2 separate regions of the Homo sapiens genome follow, and region 1 is linked to region 2. Evidence: chromatin loops called from intact Hi-C (ENCODE). Cell type or tissue: A673. All regions are shown on one strand. Links, peaks and the distances in the headings refer to the core of each region. The heading gives the core; the rest is flanking DNA. Region 1 holds the start of LOC124903078 (a long non-coding RNA gene). Region 2 overlaps LINC01498 (long intergenic non-protein coding RNA 1498).

Region 1 (9,293 bases), core at 551-8,550, 200 kb after region 2:
CGTCTGGGCTTTCTCAGGGATGATTTCTGTTAATTTATTTATTTTTCCCTTTGACTAAGTCATACTTTCCCATTCTTTTGCATGCCTTGTGAAAGCTGGTTGTGTTGAGTATTATATAGTGGTAACTCTGGATATCATGTTTTCCCTGCTCCCAGGATTTACTGTTGTTGATTGTTGGAGGCTGCAACTGTTCATTTGTTTAGTAACTTTTCCAAATTATTTTCGCAAAGTCTGTATTCCTTGTCATGTGTGGTCAGTGAAGTCTCTGTTCCACCATCTCAGTGGTTAGACAGTGACCCAACAAAGATTTCCTTAAATAGTGAAATTCAGCTTCTCTTTTCTTCATTAAGCGTTCCCTTGGTTGTTGTAAGTTTTGGATTAAATTCCCAAGTTCCAAAACGTTTATTCTTTCAGTCTTTACCACCTTATGGTTGTTTTAGTGGAGAGACTAATTCTTTTAATTCCCTACTCTATACTTTTCTGTGATGTCACTGAAACAGATGATATCCTGTTCCCACCACTCCCTATTGGTTCTTTGATATAGAGTTAGCTGCCATTTAGTACTGTGCCGGCATATTTTTCTTGTAGTAGAGAAGTACATTTCTCTATATGTCTTTATCAAAAGTGAGAATTGAAAAAAGGCTATGAGAACCCCATGTTTCATGAAAATTACAGGGGTAGAATATATTTCTTTGTGGAAATGAGAAGTATTCTTTTGTGTTCAGTATGTGAAATTACTTCACACTTAACTCACTTGTGGTACACATCTGTCTCCTCTTGCCATGTGAATTTGAGATCCTCTACTGATGGTCTGGTAGTTTCTTTAGTTGGAAAGTAAGAAAAAGTTATTTCTGTTCTATCGAGACAATGTCAGGTGAAACCTACTCTGGATATTAGCTACTAATAAGGACTTGGGGATGACTCTGATGTGGTCTTCTAGTGGAAGATACACCAGAGAGCCTACCGGTGATTTGTTTCTCCCTTTATCTCTTGCCAATCTGTCCTTCCTTTGACCTTTGGCCTCAGGGTTCCCCAGAGTCACCAAATTTCATTTCTGGGAATTTACTCTGTGTCTGACATAAATCATGTCAAACAGGTTAATGAAAGTGGAGTAGATTCCATACCCAATAAAAACTGCTTTGAGACCAGGCCTGCTCCTCAGGCATAAGGGTGGTAGCTCTTGCTTACTGACCACCTACTGTATTTCAGGTGCTTCATAAACACAAGCTTATTCCATTCTCCCAATAGCTCTGTGAGATAGGTACCATTACTTCTACTTTACAGAAGAGAAAATTGAGACTCAGGGAGTTTCATATTTGGTGGAGGTGAGACTTAAACCCAGCAAGAACCTCAGAAACTTTGTGTCCATAGTACTATGTGCTGTAATATTTCACCTGGTGCTCTAAATTGCACCTGTCAGCCCACTTCCAATTTCAGTTGTGGCTGGCATAGATCAATTTTGCAAGGCTTCCCATTCACTCCCTCTTTTGTTTCTCACCTCAAGCAAATGCCACACACCCTACTTTTGGCCCTTGGCTTCTCTAGTGTCATGAACTTTGGTTGTATCTTGCTTGGGCTCATGCAAGGGGAGTTATTAGCCCCAGGGACAACCCTCAACTAGTAAAAGTGGAGAGTTGATGAACATATACTCCCAACTCCTTCTGGCAGTTGATCCTGGGAGGCACTCTATATACTTCTTAGGAGATCCTAGTGGAATCACACCCTCACGACCCAAAGTCATGACTTGATAATGCAGTACACATTGGTCTTTGTCTTTCTTGTCTCACTTCTCCTGCTCCCTAGGGCCATCTCTCAATTAAACAACCTATACACAAATCCTTGCCACAGGCTCTGCTTTCAAAGGACCCCAAGCAAAGACAGGCAACATACTTAGATTTCTTGAATCAAGATTTTTTCCATGGATGAATATTGAAGTTTGAATAGGTGAAAGTGGGAAATATATCTGTACAATTATAAGGTGAGGTTTTGCACGAATCCACCACACTGGACATGTCCACATGGGTTTTTCTGGCTTCTTCAAGGTAGTCCCTATGACAGGTTTCCCCACTTGACATTACTGAGAGAAGTTCATACCCTGTAGGGCTAGTTTATAAACTACACAGAGGAAAAAAGCCTCATGACCACACTGTTGTGCCAGGTTTTCAGCTGACAAAGCACTTCATGGCTTAATCATGTCCTTGACCCCTCAAGTTAGCCAATGGCAGACACTTCTCTGAGCTATTACAAGCTGATTTCCTAATTTGTAAAATCTTCCATGACAACACTAACAATAATAGCGATGATAATAAAGATAATAATACTGTCGCCTTTTTTTTTCCCCTGTGTATATAGCACGGTGACTAACACAACACTCCCATAAGTTAAACTCCATGATGACCTCCATTTTAGAGATGACAGAACTAAGGCTCTCTGACATTTGACAGTTGGTCCTAGGTCACACAGCTGAGTCTAAATGTAAATCAGGTTTGTCTGACACTGGAGGTGTTCCATCCCCCACTCCTCACCTTTATTTATTATATTACACCAGCGCTTGTCAAAGTCGACACTGTTGACATTTTGTGTCAGATCACACTTCATTGTGGTGGGTTGTTCTGTGCATTGGAGTACATTGAGCAGCATCATTGCCCTCTACCCATTAGATGACGTCAGCAACTCCCCCTTCCCCTGGTTATGAAAACCAAAAATTTCTCCAGACATTGCTGAATATCCCCTGGGGTGAAAAATCATTTCTGCTTGAGAACCACCATTAGAGATTAGGATTTTGCACTTGGTTTTGATTAAAGATAGGGTTCCACTGCCCTAATTTGGAAACCACTGGATTCGTTGATTTTTAATTTCCTAATTTCGGTCCCAAGGGGTCCAAATGTTCCTTAAAACTATACATAAAACTTTGCGTGCGTGCATGTGTATATGTGCTTGCACTCATTTTTCTGGAGAAACAACTCATGGTTTTCATTAGATTTTTAAGGGGGTCTGAGAATTCCTCTTCCTCTCCCAGCCCCTTCCCAGTTGGATGATATGACTTTTGAGATTTTAAGTCCCTTTTCTCTTTTTTTTCTGCCTCCTCTCAAATTTCCCTCCTCCATTGTTGTAACAAAAGGGTCTTGGGCTATGGTTTCTTCTCCAGTGTAAGTCATTCCTGGAGAAGAAACTGCCACCCTGCCTCCATGGGCTGGGGGCTGTGGTGGTGGAAGCGAGGAGGAAAGAATTTCTAGGGAACCACTGAGCTGTGGAATAAGAGATTATTGCTTGGCAGTTGCCATGGGAACCTATAAACCAACTGTGCAGCTAAGAACCCAAAGGCGTCTGTACCACCAGCTCCCAGCCTGCTTCCCTTGTGGTGGCCTGATCTTCATCTCACCTCACCCCACGGGTCCTCAGCCCCAGAAAGGCTAGCACTTTGCTACCAGAACCCTCACTGCTGCCTTGCAAGACTCACCCTGTCTTCTTGACTCTGGACACACATGGCCCCCGCCAGGATGCAGTATAGTGGTTAAATATATGGACTCTGAAACTAGACTCCCTGGGTTCAAAGTCCATTATTTCCAAGCTGTGTGACCTTGGGAAAATAACTTCACCTTTTTGAGCCTTGGTTTCCCCGACTGAAAAATAGGGGCAATAAGAATCCCTGCCCCCCAGGGATACTTCAATGATGTTACATATGTGAAGCTCCCATCATAGTGCTCAGCACAGAGTTATTATTCAATAAATATTAGCTACTATCATCACTGTAGTTTCTTGTTTCCCTTTCTCCTTGGCCAATCTCTGGGCAGGCCAGATCCTTCTACCCACTGACTCAAAGATTTATGAGGCCAACAGATTGGTAGATGGTGTTAAATATAATTAATGTATTCATTCTTTCATCAGCTGAACATTTGCACATCATATAGTCTGTGCCAGGAGGCACAATGGGAATCCAGAAATGAAGATTTTGTTTCATCATAATGAAGCTCATATCCTTGTAAGACACACACACACACACACACACACACACACACACACACACACACTAGATTACTAAACTAAATGGCTATGTCCAGAGCTGTGATTAGGGAGGTTAGAGGAGGAATCAAATCTGGTCTCTGTAGTCAGGGGAAGCTGCCTGGAAGAGGAGGAGGCTGAGAGAAGTTATAAGGAGGCCAAGGCATCAGTCACATAAAGGCTTTCAAGTGGAGGAGACAGTATGAATGAAGACATGGAAAAGAAAAGAAATAGCATGGTACGTGCCTGTGTGCTTTGGGCAGTGGTGTGCTGGTAAATACTTAACTGTTTAAACCTCCAAAAAAGAAGAAGAAGGAGAAGCAGAAGGAGGAGAAGGAGAAGGAGAAGAGAGAAGAGAAAGAAGGAAGGAAGAAAGGAAGGAAGGAAGAAATGAAAAGAAAAACCTGATTTGTAGCATTTGCCAATTTCCATGGTGTATATTCCTACCATGGCCAATTTTAAACTACCCATGGGATGCCACTGAATGTGAGTTTGGGAAGAGATATGTTGGCTGTTGAGGGCTGGGCTGGTGGACTGCACCACACCATTGGCTTTGGGGGTCCAAGATGGGGTTGGGACAATAAAAAACAATTCTATATTACTAGAGGTAATATTCAGGGCAGCTAAAGGACTAGGTCAGGCCTGGTCTGGCAAGTGGCTTGTGGCTTTTATTTCAATATCCTTTAATATTCCTTGATTCACTTATTCAGAAAATCAATAGACATCTCCATAGCACTTACTATGTGCCAGGTACTATGCTAACTATAGGAATACATAGATCAAAATGCATGAAGAGCCATGGATGCACGGATAATATCAACAATGCTTTGTGCTCTGTTGTCATAGCAGTGCCTACATTGGGGCCAGTAGTTATCAAGAGGTCCATTGTAAACACACCTTTGCCTCACAGCAAGTCTACAGGATCATTGTAACCCACCCTCCTGGTGCACCATCTCTTATTGCAGGGTTGCCTGTACTTGGGAAGCTTTGGGAAACACAAAAGGACTTCCTGTCCCCATATTTTAGAAAATCTGATTCAGGAGGTCTGGGATAATAACTAGGCATTCCAAGTTCTGGAAGCCCAGGTAATTACGGTAACAGTTTAGGTACCTAACTTATGTCTCAGAAAGGAATTTCCCTTCCTCCCTCTTGTCTCCCACTTTGAAAGGACACGCAAAAGTCTTGTCGCCATCAAGTGCTATACCCTCTGTCTCACCCCTGGCTGACTGTTCATTTCTCCATAATTGTTCAGCAAATGACTCCAGAATACACAAAAATCATTTTGCTGCAACACATTCCATTCCGTAATGACTGCTCATTTCAATTAGCTGTCAGAGGCCTGAAATAGAGCTGCCCAGCCCTGCTTGGATAAATCACCACCTTTGTTTGAAATTGGATTTAAGGCAACCGGGGCAGAGCGGGTGGGGTGAGGGGATAAATATTTTATCATTTCTTCCTCCTCAGTGCTCTGCCAGTTTGTTCTCATTCTCGTGTTCCTCCCTGTGTTCACCGGCAGATTGCTGACTGTAAATTCGAGGGGCAATAGTAAACCTGCAAACATGATAAACAAACATGTAGCTTTTGCGAGGACGGATATTATTATCATCCAGATTTACAGCTCTCCGCACCTACCCGTTTTATTGCTTTTTGGGAAAGCTGAGCTAGGTTTCTGTGTTACATTGATCAACTTTCTGCCCTCCGCCCCCTGACATCTACTCTGAGTCATTTAAATATCAACATGGACTGGGGATACAATTCGTCTCTCTGGAAGTGAATGTGTCTTGACAGGTGTTTTCTTTGGGGACAGTTATTTATAACCACCAAAGCTATCATACAGTGGGGCGCCTTTGTCTCCTCTCATTGCTCTAAAAGTGAACATATTTTTGTTTTCCCAGTGGGAAGAAATGCAAGATCAATGATGTAAATCTCTCTTTCTCTGCTTCTTTCTCCCTGTCCTTTCTCTCTCTCTGTCCTTTCTCTGCCTCTGTCTCTTTCTCTCTCTCTCTCTCTGCATCTTCTGCCCTCTTCTGTCCCCTCCACCCTCTGGACAGGCCTTGGATCGTCCCCAGGTTCAAATCCAAGTGCTGCCACCAACTTTTGTGTCTCTTGAGCAAATCATTTAACTGCTCAGAGTTCAGCAATTTAAAACTATACATGTTCCCTCTCCCATGTTCCTCGTTGCCTATTTATAAGAGAGAATTGAATGAGATATTTCTGTCATCCCTATACCTTCCCTCCCCGCACCCCCAGCTTAGGTGGTGAACTCTCGGGGACAGGGAGCCATGCCAACTCAACCTCTTTTCTCCCTTTCTCCCTGGCTCCTCTGCTCCCTCCCTGGAGCTGCTCAGGCCAGAACCTTGGGGTCCTCTTTGTCTTGTCATCTCCCCATCCCCACATCCAGTGTGTCACCGTGTCCTGCAGATTCTTCCCCAGCTCTCTCCACACTCTGTGCCTCTCTCTGACCCCAAAGCCCCACACTTCTCATATTTTTGAGTGCCCCCAAAGTGCCAGGCACTGATCTGGTCTCTGAGCACTGTCCCCTCTCATGAGGAGCACATAGCAGTTTCTTTACTGTTTTAAGGCTTGTCCCCCCCCCCCGCCCCCCCATCCTCTCTCTCTCTCTCTCTCTCTCTCTTTCTCTCTTACTGTAATAGCTAAGGGCTGGGGCAGTGGAGCGCGTGCCTGCAGATTCTGTTGCTAAGGAAACCACTTCCTTGGTTACCAGCCTGGGTAGCATTTGTCTCACTATGTCTGGATCCTGCTGAGTCGCCCCCACTCTTCAGGAAGAGGATGAGGAGATGGGAGAGGACAACAGGGGTGGGGGAAGGGAGGGGTAGAGAGAGGCAGAGAGCTCAGAGATCAAAAGGTAGAGATGGAGAGATTTTGCACAGGCAGAAACAAAAATCAAGGAAGAGAGAAAGGGAGAGAGAGAAAGGGGGGGAAGGAAGAGGAGAAGAGAGAAGAGAAGGAGGGGCAGAAAGACAGGAAAGAAAAGAGATTTAATGAGCAGCTGGAGGAAATCAGAGACCACAAAGAGGGGAATTGAGAACAGGAGGCTGGGTAAAGAAAAACAGAGAGAGAAAAGGGGGAGGGATGAGGTGACAAAACAATGAAGGAGAGAAAGGGGAAGGAAGGGTGCTGGGCCTCCGGAGGAGGCTGGGTCCCTGAGGATCTGCTCCCAGCATCCTTTTTGCCTCCCCCTCTGCCCACTCCCACGTTTTCCACTGGGATGTGTGTGCAGCCTCTTCTGGGGTTGTAGGAGAATCCAGAAGAAATCCCCCAAATCAGCAGATTCTGAGCCCTGGTCTTTCTCCTGAGTCCTGGAGCCACAGTGAGCCCCAGGCAGCAGCAGGAGGAGAGTCCAGGTGCCCTGGTTTCCAGGCCAGGCATGGACCCTACATCGGGGAATGCTTGGATCCAAAGCTTTCCTTCTTCTTTGGGTGCAAGGGCCTTGTCACTCTCTGTATGTGGAAAGGACTTTTAGGCCCTTGGAGGAGACAGCAGTGGCCCCAGCTCTGCTATGGCAACCTAGGCTTTCTGGGTTTTGGGGAATGCACTGTGAACAAGTATCCACTTGTGACTGTTGCACGTTGAGTTTTTGCTGTTTCGAAAAAGTTCCAGGAAGAAGCTCAGCCCTGGAAAATCAAAACCCAGTTGGATCCACAGATGCCTGAGTTGGAGATGAACTTTGGCGAACTCTCCTCATTACCATACTAACCCCACACCCTGCCCAATCCCAGGGAAGAACTTATTGGCCATTTTCTATGCATGCGACATATGTGGAAGGATGATCCTTGACTGCACATTTGCGGCTTTGACCCCACCTCTGCATACAATGGCTCAGCTCACCAGCTCAATACGAGCCCTGTGTTCACTGTTGTTCAGGGAAGCACTGCTTTGGGAACCATCTCTAGTGTCCTACTTACTCGTGACAAATAATAAAATCCCCCTGTTAAATCCTCCTTGGTTGTAGTCACCCGCCAAACAATTGAACCCACCGGTTGTGTGGGTAACACTATTAGTTTCTGTGTGGCTTGGGCCAGCCACTGCCTGCCTCTTAGCAATGATGCCCCCCTCTAAAATGGAGTTAATGATCTCTGTTGTAACAACCTCATGGGGTTTGTCAGGAGCCACTCGAGTCCTTTTCCTTCTTTGACTCACAGTCTTCTCCGTGAAAGCTTTCTGATCACTTTGAGATACCTGCTTAGTACTGGTAAAACGTACATTGCTGGAGCATAGATTTGTGTCTGTCTTATTACTTTTTTAGTTCCTAGAATTGAGAGCATTGCCTGGCACATGGTAGATGCTCAGTAAATATGTGCTGAATGAATGAATGAATGAATGCTACCTTGGTTCTTTCTGGGTCTGAAATACAAAGATCTTATTCCAGATGGCTGATGAAGTGTGATAGGAAGGGCAGAAATTAGCCGAAGAAGAGGCTGGTAAACTGTCCAGCCCCACCTATGGCCTAAAGGGCTTTCGCGCCACCCCCTCCCACCCGACAGTGATCTGTGGTTGGGGGCAGGTGGAAAGCAGGGAGTTGCATAAGGCACATAATCTGAGAGTTCTAAGAAGGACCCGTGAGAGCTTGGGGCTAGAAGCTGCATGGCTTCCTGCACTTCCAGTTGGGAGGATTTGGTCGCATGGATAATATTTAGAAAAGTGAAAGAAAACTGGCACATTGGTTCAGGGCTCAGCCTGTGACCTAAGTCAAGGCTTGATCTGAGATCAGGGGCAGGACCAGGCTCAGGGCTTGGAGTGACCAAGATCATGACTTCTGCAGGGCCAGGACTGGGGCTCCCCCTGTGACCAGAATCAGAGCTCAGTCCGTGACAGAGATTAGGGCTCAGTCAGGAGACACTATCAGCATTAGTTCTGGGGCAGGTCAGGGCTCAGTCTGTGACCCAGGTTGGAGTGTAGTCAATGACTAGGGTGAAGGCTCAGTAGAAGTAGTTTGGGACTCAGTCCAATGTGATTCAGTCAATGTGGGGCTGGAATGAGGGGTTGTGGATCAGTATGTGCACAGGATTAGGGCTCAGTCTGTGATCAGGATCAGGGCTTAACTTTGACTCAGGTTCAAGGCTCTAGGATTGGGCTCAGTCTGTGACCAGGTCAGACTTGGTTTAATACTGGGGACAGAGTGTAGCCTGGGCCCCAGATCAGAGCTCAATCAGTCATCACAGAATGACTTTTGTGAGCCAAGATGAACCCGTAGAGAAAGGCCCTGTTCTTCTGGATTCTGGAACAAACTCACACCCTTTCTGAGATCTTCCTCTCCCCTCCCCACCACA
Region 2 (9,293 bases), core at 765-8,764:
AATAATTCCCCTCCCCTCTCTCTCCTCCTTTCCCCTCCCCTCCCTTCCTCTGTCTTTCCCTTCCCTTCCTCTCCTCCCCTCCCCTCCCCTCCCCTTTCCTACCCTCCCCTTCCTTCCCCTCCTCTGCTCTCTCCCTGCCTTTCTTCCCCCACCTTGGTTCTGAGGACCCTTCTCTCCTGTGCCAGATGGTGCCGACACAGAGCCAAGGATGAAAGCACGCAGATGCATTCTGCCCAATCCTGATCCCTGGTCTCTGAGAAGTGATGAGACTGGGGCTGGGGAAAAAGGAGGTTGATTTGGAAGACCGTTCTGAGCAGGGAAGGATGGTGTGGAGGCCTTTGGGAAGTGGGAGGGGAATGGGGAGGGCTTCCATCGTGATCACAGAGGAGAAGGGCCAGGGACTGAGCAGTGAGCTGCCCTGGAGGGCACCTGGCTTCTGACCCATCATTTGTGAACAAACCACCATCCAACCATCCTGCCAACTCTCCACCCCATGAAGAGAAGGGGAGGGGCTTGGACACCTTATAGGGAGAGGGAGAGAAAGGGTAATCTTGTTCCCTAACCAGTGGGGAACTGATCAGGACCACTGGAAATTTTCCCATGAGCTGGGGCAGAAAGGGACCCTCTGTCACTGTTAGATGTCTATACCCAGCTGTCCCACCTGGGGAGTCTTTTCTTTAGACATCCATGAAAGTACAGTGATGTCCAAGGATGTTTAGTGAGTCTCCTCAAATAGGATGTTAGGAGACATCCTATCAGTCTGAGACTTGTTGATTAAATTACATTATAGCCATACTGTGGAATATCACACAGCTATTAAAAAGGACAATCTCAATCTCTGTGTCACCCTGAAGGGAGATTCTTAATACACAATGAAGTGAAAAAGATGAGTTGTAGAATCATGTGTATAGTTTCTCTCTCTCTCTCTCTCTATATATATATATGTATATGTATATATATATGTATATATACGTATATATATATATATATATTTTGGTAAGTAAAAAAAGACATAGAGGGCCAGGTGTAGTGGCTCATGCCTGTAGTCCTAGCACTTTGGGAGGCTGAGGTGGACAGATCACTTGAGCCCAGGAGTTTGAGATCAGCTTGGGCACCATGATGAAACCCCGTTTCTACAAAAAATACAAAAATTAACCAGTTTCATAATCAAGTCTCAAAATAAATAAATAGATGAACATTTTTTTAAAAAAGCATAGAGAAGGGAACTCTACAACAATCTATTAACATTGCTAACTACAAGGGGTTGGAGTTAGAATGGAGTGGGAGAGATTATTGATTTTTTACTTTACTTTGTTGTTTAGCATATTGCAATGCATGCGTTACTTCCATAATTAAGAAAATCTAATACACATTTTTATAAAAATTCAAGGTGTCCTCAGATATGTTCAAGCCCAAAAGAATCTTATACCTGGACCCCCCAGTCCCTAGCCCCTGGTAAGTATTTGCAAAAAATGTTGGATGAATGATGAAATGAGGAAGAATGAAATGTTTAGCTCAATATCTCATTTCTTGGATGGTTTGTAAAGCTTTCAATAAAACAGGAGCCTTGAGGCAGTTGGTCATTAATGAATAACTCATCATCAGAGGTCTGGATTGAATATTAAAGCAGTCCCAGCAGTCAACCGTGCCCCTTGTTAAACATGGTCCCTGCTGCAACTAGTCTAGGTCCAGGCTCATATTCTAGCTGACAGCTTGGAGAGGAGTGATAGTCATATTTCCTCACGTAACCATCCTCATTTTTAGGGTTGACAGTTCTGCTGCTGCAATGACAGGGAGGTGGGTGGGTGAGTCCTTTGGGTGTTGCTGGGATGTTAAGTCCTGGGGTTGTGACTGGGGAGAGTGATGTCACCCTTGATAATTTCTGTAGACTCAGGCAGAGCGGCTCACTAAGATAAAAACCTCTTATAAGTAGGTTTTTCTTTCTTTTTAGTAAACAGGTTGCTCATCACTCTTCGACAGCTCTGACCCCTTGGCTGCAGAGTGGGTGCTGGGTGTTGGGAGAGGGGCATGCATGGAGGTCCTTCTTATCCCATGTCTCATCTGATTTTTCTTCAGTCTCCTCCTCCTCACTTTCAGAGCAGAGAGTCCTTATGCGCCACTGGGACTCCCCATGCCCTTCCCTGTCTGTCCGTGTCTTGCTGAGCCAGGCAGACTCCTCGCTTTCCAAAGTGACAGTTCATTTTCAGATTCCCTGTTCACGTTTCCATTTTGCAAGTGACAGAGACCAGTGTGTTATTCCTCTTAAGTAGTGTAGCAGGAGCCTCTGGGAAGGAAACGTTTAGCCAAATGACTGACTCTAACGGAGAATTTTCAGGTATTTTGGTAGACCAAGGGATAGAATAATTTAGGGATAGAATAATTTAGGAATAGGTTGAAGTTCCTGTTGCTAAATGACATTCCCCACCCTCCACTCCCCCGACTTTTTTTTTTTTGGAGACAGAGTCTCACTCTGTCACCCAGGCTGGAGTGCAGTGGTATGATCAGGGTTTACTGTAGGCTTGACCTCCCGGGCTCAGGTCATCCTCCCACCTCAGCCTCCCAGGTAGCTGGGACCACAGATGTGCACCATCATGCCTGGCTATTTTTTTTTTTTTTTGTATTTTTTTGTAGAGACAGGGTCTCACCATGTTGCCCAGGCTGGTCTTGAACTTCTGGGCTCAAGCGATCTCCCCAGTTTGGCCCCCCAGAGTGCTGGGATTACAGGTGTGAGCCACCATGCCCGACCCATTTTCCCCCTTTTTATAAAAGCGATAAGTGTTCAATTCATACCACTTGCAAAACGCAGAAAGACACAGAAAATTGAACAGCACATTCCTCCATAATCCCTTTAGTCAAGATGACTCATCGCAACAGATACACACACAGTGTAAATATATATTTACAAAAAATATACTTTGTATATTCTTCTGTAGCCAGTTCTTTTCACTTAGCAATATCTTGTGAGTATAGTCCCATAACTATAAATATTCATCTATACTGTGAGTTTTTTTCCAGTTGGAAAAATTTCAAACAACGCAAAACATAAAAAACAATTAAGATCTCTATTATTGCCATCCTCAGGGATAACCATTATCACTTTAAAAATATTCTCTTGCCTTTTTTTCTATGCGTATGCACACTAGAATCTAATCCCTATACAGATGCTCCTCAATTTACAATATGGATGTGACCCCATTGTGAATCAAGGAATGTACTGAATGCCTATTGCTTTCTCACCATCATAAAATGAAAAAATCAAAGCATCATAAGCTGGGGACTGTCTGCAGTGTCCTGGCTTGCTTTACCTACCCTTGTGTCCTCAGCACCTTGAAGAAGGTCTGGCATGTAGCAGATGCTTGGTAAATATTGTTAAATGAATGCAAAATTATAAATGCATATTTAGTAGGGTTCCTGGAGTAGAATCTGCTTCTACGTTTTTCCCCCAAAGCTTGTAAAACCCTCATTTAAAATGTTACATGTATTTTCTGTTTTCTGGGAAGGGGACTGGAGTTTACCTTTGAGCAGGACCATCCCTTGATTCTGGGTGTGAGCACTTGGTGAGAAGAAAATAAGCAAAATAACTATCCACGGTTCTTGGGGATGCCCTGAAAGCTCAAATACTGAAGCTGCAGATGGAGCAGTTAAGTATTCTAAAGGGAACCTAAAGCAAACTGTGTTTGTTGGTAGAACATGCCCCTGCAGGGTTGGAGCAAAATCTGTTTCTAAACTTAGAGTTTGGCTGCCCCAGGCCTGAACGCACTTGTTTGCTCTTGGGAGACAGGGTGTGCATTCTCATCCAAGCATTTGCTTGCTGGAGTTGAGGATTGAGGACCAGATGGTGGCAGAAGGGATATGCAGGCTTGCTCTTGCTCTCACCTGAGGCTGGAGAGAAGTGCCACGTCTGGTAAGGAGTACCCTGGTCTCCAAGGTTGGTCTCCCTTCCAGTAGTAATGTACCAAATCCAATGAGCAGACTTGGACTTGCCCTCCTGGCCTATGTGGTTGTCTTGTTTGGACTACAGGGTGATGGTGGGATGTCCTTTGGAGGAGAGATGTTCCCATGTTTCTCCAGGGGGTATTGTGGGTCTACTAGACAGGAAGGCTTATTCCCCACTTCTCTTGGTTCAGATGAGCTGGGTGGGAACTTGGAGGTGTGGCAATTTTCCCAGAACATCCTCCGTGCAGGGTGAGTGTTTACGCAGGAAGTTCCAAGTAAAGCGCTTGGATGTTGAGTCTTAGCAACCACTCTTAGCAATAATTTTAAATTAATCTTCACGGTACTATATCTCTCCTCTTATTCTGTTGTCTGTAGTAGCACCCGACAGGCTGAGGATCTATCAACATTTTAAATGCAAATATCCTTTACCCCAGAATTATCACTTCTAGGAATCTCATCTAAAGAAATACTAGTGTGATGGACAAAGAAGCATGTAGCAATGTTCTTTGCAACTTGTGTGCAATAGCATAAAACTGGAAATAAGCAAAGTACTGGACAAGTGGGGACTGTTAGATAAAGCTTGGCATATCTGCACTAGAGTGAGGCCGATCTATGCACACAGACATGGAAGCTTCTCTGACACATATGGCTGAGAATAGAGAACAATCCTATTCATACAAGAAAAAAATCAGTGCCAAAATCTATGTATGTAAATGCACAGAAAAATTCTACAAGTGTGCCCACTTAATAAATGGAGCTGCCTCTAGGGAGGGCAGTGGAATTATATGTGTGGAGTATATATGAATAATGATGGTGGTAATTAAGATGTGACATTTGTTGAGTGCCCACTCTGGGCCAGGCACTGTTGAGGGGCTTTACGTGAATTTACTTGCTCAATGCTAATAATGACCCTATGAGTTGTGATTATAATCCCCATGTTACAGATGAGGAAATAAAGGCATGACTCCAGGGGGTGCTCTATACAAGGAATACAATAGGAATTGTGGCCCTAGAATTGTTCAGCGCAGTGGGACCGTAAAGACATGAGGCAAACGTGCCTGATTTAAGTAAAAGGTGGAGTCAGACCTTGAACTATTACACTCAATTGCCTCTATTTTCCCCTCCTTTAAAGCCAGTTTTTACAGTGGGATTGTTTTTATGTATTATATGTGTGAAACAAATAACTACATCCTGGTCTCACTTGGATATTTGTAAGGGCCTGTATCCCCATGTGGGTGAATGTGAGCCATCCTGCCTTCTGGGCTGGGGGTGGGAGCCGCCCCAGCAGACCACAGCAATGGCACAGCAGGATGTCAACACCAGAAGGACCCGTGGGCACATTCCTGAGCTCAGGTAAAAGGATTCCTGCGGAAACCTCAGAAATAGCTGGGGCTAATTCCAAGCCATTAGGCTGCTGTGGGCTTGCACCTTAATAATTTAGGAGTGACAAGAACTTCTTCAAGGAGTAAAAGACTATTATATAATCACACACATCTCAGGCTAAGGCCTGGGACATGAGGGATTATATAATAATGCTCTATATGGAACAAAAATAGGATTATATTTTGCATTGTGCATGTGAACTGATTTTGTATTCAATATGTCATAAATGCTCGGCAGCCTTTGAAAAAAGATAAGGTAGGTACTAGCTGTCTCCTATGTGCATTGTTGGCCATCCTGCAGGTAGACTGTAATTTGCTTCTCTAATCCCCTAGGGGGCACCAATGTTACTTTCTGAATCTAAACAATGTTGCAGGGACATCCTTGGCCTCCAGTGGCTTCAGTGTGTCTGACTTTCCCAAGGAGCCTGTAAACATGTAGATCCTGGGCTCACCCTGTGTAATAACTACTGCTTAATAACGAATTACCCCCAAACCTAGCAGCTTGAAACAATGACTATTCATTTGTCTCACAGAGGTTTTGAGAGTCAGGAATTAGGGAGTGTCCTAGCTGGTTGCTTCTGGCTTGAGGTCTCTCAGGAGTCAAGATGTGGTTCAGACTCAACTGGGGCGGGAGGATCCATTTCCAAGGCAGCTCTCTCACAAGATCTGTGCTGGCTGTTGGCAGAATCCAGCTCCTGGACCTGCAGAATTCTCTATAGGGTTGCTTGAGTGTCCTCATGACATGGCGGCTGACTTTCCCCCACAAAGAGTGACCCAAGAGAAAGCAAGACAAGGCTTTTATGACTTAACCTCAGACGGCGCTCTGTCATTTCTGCAATATGCCATTGCATTAGTTACAGAGGCCAGGCCTGTTCAAGGTGGGAGGAGACTATAACAAGGTGGGTGTGAATACCAGGGACACAGCGGGAGGCCGGAATCACTGGGAGTCATCTTAGGAGATTTCACAGGTGTGAGTGGAATGCAGGGATCCCACCCTCCCCCCTACTTTTTTTTTTTTTCAGAGACGATGTCTTGCTCTGTTGCCCAGGCTGGAGTGCAGTGGTGTGATTATCGCTCACTGCAGACTTGAACTGAGGCTGGATGCCACAGCTTAGGAGATTCTGATTTTGCAGGTGTTGAGTGGAATGCAGAGGTCCTGTCCCACCCACACCCCTTGCCCAGCTAATGCCCCCCTAACTTTTTTTTTTTTTTTTTGAGATGGAGTCTCACTCCATTGCCCAGGCTAGAGTGCAATGGCGCGATCTCAGCTCATTGTAACCTCCGCTTCCTGCGTTCAAGCGATCCTCCTGCCTCAGCCTCCCGAGTGGCTGGGATTACAGGTGTGTGCCACCACGCTGGCTAATTTTTGTATTTTTAGTAGAGACAGGGGTTTCACCATGTTGGCTAGGCTGGTCTTGAACTCCCGACCTCAGGTGATCTGTCTGCCTTGGCCTCCCAAAGTGCTGGGATTGGAGGTGTGAACCACAGCCTAATGCCCCTTGTTAACAGGTGCCCAGGGTAATCTGTTGTGGGCACTCCGAGCATATATTTCAGAAGATATCTGTATGTCTATGATTGTTCACATCTCTGATTATTTTTTTTAGGGTAAATGTCCAGAAGTGGATTTTCTAGGTGAAGGGGACACCCTAGCATAATGCTATTGGTATCTTCTATCACTCCGTTCTCTAGAGAGGGGACCTCAGGCTACACTCTGGATATGGAGCCTTGAAATGCCCTTCAACCACACTGAGTTGACTATGGCAATCCTGTTAGCCTGTTTTTAGGATGTGGGTTGGACAGGAAGAGGTGACTAGAATGACAGGGCAGAATATATTTTGCGTTTCTTGCCTGACATCAGCAAAGCACTGAGGTTGGTGGCAGCGGTGAAGTTGTCAACCAGAAAAATGCATTAGCTCAGCACAGATTTACTAACTCAGTCTTCAGTTCCTCTTTAAGAGGGGCTGCAAATGGGCTCCTGAAATTTGCTTGCCCTGGGATGTGGGAGCGAGGGGACAGGAATGCCACTGGTATCTTTGGTTTGTGTATACAGTAGAAGACTTTGAACAATCCCGAAAAAAACTCATTGGTCTATAAATGGACATTTACAGAAAAGACCCTGGGCAGACTTCACTTTGGAGTCACACAGATGGAGAGTTTGGGTCCCAGCTCCTCCTTGTTTGATTAGGAGAACTTGGGTGTTACTTGGTTCTCTGAGCCTCGGTTTCTTAGTCTATATAATGGAGGTAATTATTACAATGTGTGTGTATAACTTTGAGATGAAAAAAGAGTAAAAAACCCAAATAATCACATTGGGGGTCATTTTGAAAATCAAATGATAGCTGGGGATCCTGCAGGGGCATCAGTTGTGTGTGGCCCTTCTGCTGGTATCATCTATCTGATGTATTGAGCTAGCTTTCCCGACCTCTGACTTAATGTGGTGTAGATTAACCCCATTCCTGGCTCCCTGGGTAGGCGATTTTGTTATAGGAAAGGGGTCCCAATAGAGACCCCAAGAGAGGGTTCTTGGATCTCGCGTAAGAAAGAATTCAGAGTGAGTCCATAGATTAAAGTGAAAGCAAGTTTATTAGGAAAGTAAAGGAATAAAAGAATGGCTGCTCCGTAGACAGAGCAGCCCTGAGGGCTGCTGGTTGCCCATTTTTATGGTTGTTTCTTGATGATATGCTAATCAAGGGGTGGATTATTCTTGTCTCCCCTTTTTAGACTATATAGGGTAACTGCCTGTGGTTGCCATGCCATTTGTAAACTGCCATTTGGGGCTTTCACAGTGGGAGTGTAGCAGTGAGGACGACCAGAGGTCACTCTCGTCGCCATCTTGGTTTCAGAGGGTTATAGCTGGCTTCTTTACTGCAACCTGGTTTATCAGCAATGTCTTTAAGACCTGTATCTTGTGCCGACCTCCTATCTCATCCTGTGACTAAGAATGCTTTAACCATCTGGGAATGCAGCTCAGTAGGTCTCAGCCTCATTTTACCCAGGTCCTATTTAAGATGGAGTTGCTCTGGTTCACACGCCCCTGAAGATTTTAGCTTTGGCCAGTCAGAGGACTTATTGCATCCCAAGCCACAACAAGGTTCAGGGAAGGCACATGACTCCTGCCCATCCAATCAGAGTGAATTCCAGGACTTGTGAGAGATATCCTGATAAAGAGGCATTCTTCTTCTGCTGAGGGTCTGAGCTAGTGGGATGTAAGCCAGGAGCTGCTGTCATTTATTTTGTTATGCTGGGGGAAACACGTACCTGAGAGTGAAGCCAACAGAGACAAAAAAGAGAGAAGAACCAAATCTTGATTCTGTCTTTTTAGCACCTGGATCAAGCTGCACCTGAACTTTCAAGTTATACCAGCCAGTAAATCCCCCTTTAGGCTTAAATCAGTTTGATTTGAGTTTCTGAAACTTTCAGTCTTGCATAGTAACAAATGAGGTAAAATTTGGGGCTATGTGAAAGCCCTAAATAGCAGCAAATTATCTGTGTTAAATTTCCATGCATTTGTTACCTTTGCTGGGGATGAGGCAAGGTTATATTTTCCTGGGTCACTCTCTCATCCCCTTGGGAAAAGGAACTACTTGTGTTCATTTTGAAAAGCCAGACATTTGGCCACTCCTAGAGACATAACATAAACTCTGTTTCTCAAAGCATGAGTGTGTCTCTAGAATGGAATATCTTCTCTGCTTACTGCTTACACTCTTCAGAAATTAACGTGTCTCTTTGTAATTCACAGAAAAAATACCCCAACAAAACCCTGAATGAATAGAATTTATAGTTTTGGCTTTTTCTTTCATCCTTTTCTCATCAGATCATTGGCTCTTGCTACTAGCTTATATTACAATTTGATATGATAGTTGATTTAGCACAAAATTTTATGTGACAGGATAATTCATTGCAACACCATTAATTTGTGTTTTGTTTTGTTACAGGAAAAGACTCAGAATGGATGGAAGTTGTTTATAAATTCTC

What was found. Peaks named below come from ENCODE experiments on the same cell type or tissue, not always from the same donor. Only the 100,000 strongest peaks of a DNase experiment are listed, where the experiment ranks them.
Region 1: it touches region 2 in a loop (1.9-fold over the local background); 3 of 110 quality-filtered maps call a loop at or near these places.

The regions. Positions count from the first base shown.
Region 1 is chr12:108,251,180-108,260,472 of GRCh38, reverse strand. LOC124903078 (a long non-coding RNA gene) reads right to left here and starts at 6,575. Exons shown (of 2, transcript XR_007063585.1): 1 at 2,526-6,575; 2 at 1-821. In A673, for the core only: no CTCF peak of the experiment used is centred there; no DNase peak of the experiment used is centred there; H3K27me3 peaks cover 4,821 bases.
Region 2 is chr12:108,453,792-108,463,084 of GRCh38, reverse strand. It overlaps LINC01498 (long intergenic non-protein coding RNA 1498), which reads left to right. Exons shown (of 4, transcript NR_120483.1): 3 at 1,391-1,455; 4 at 3,501-3,660. Among named protein-coding and RNA genes, the nearest start is that of LINC01498, 15 kb to the left of the region's middle. In A673, for the core only: CTCF peaks have their summits at 4,700, 4,901 (motif pointing right) and 5,655 (motif pointing right); a DNase peak (open chromatin) is centred at 5,684; H3K27me3 peaks cover 3,336 bases.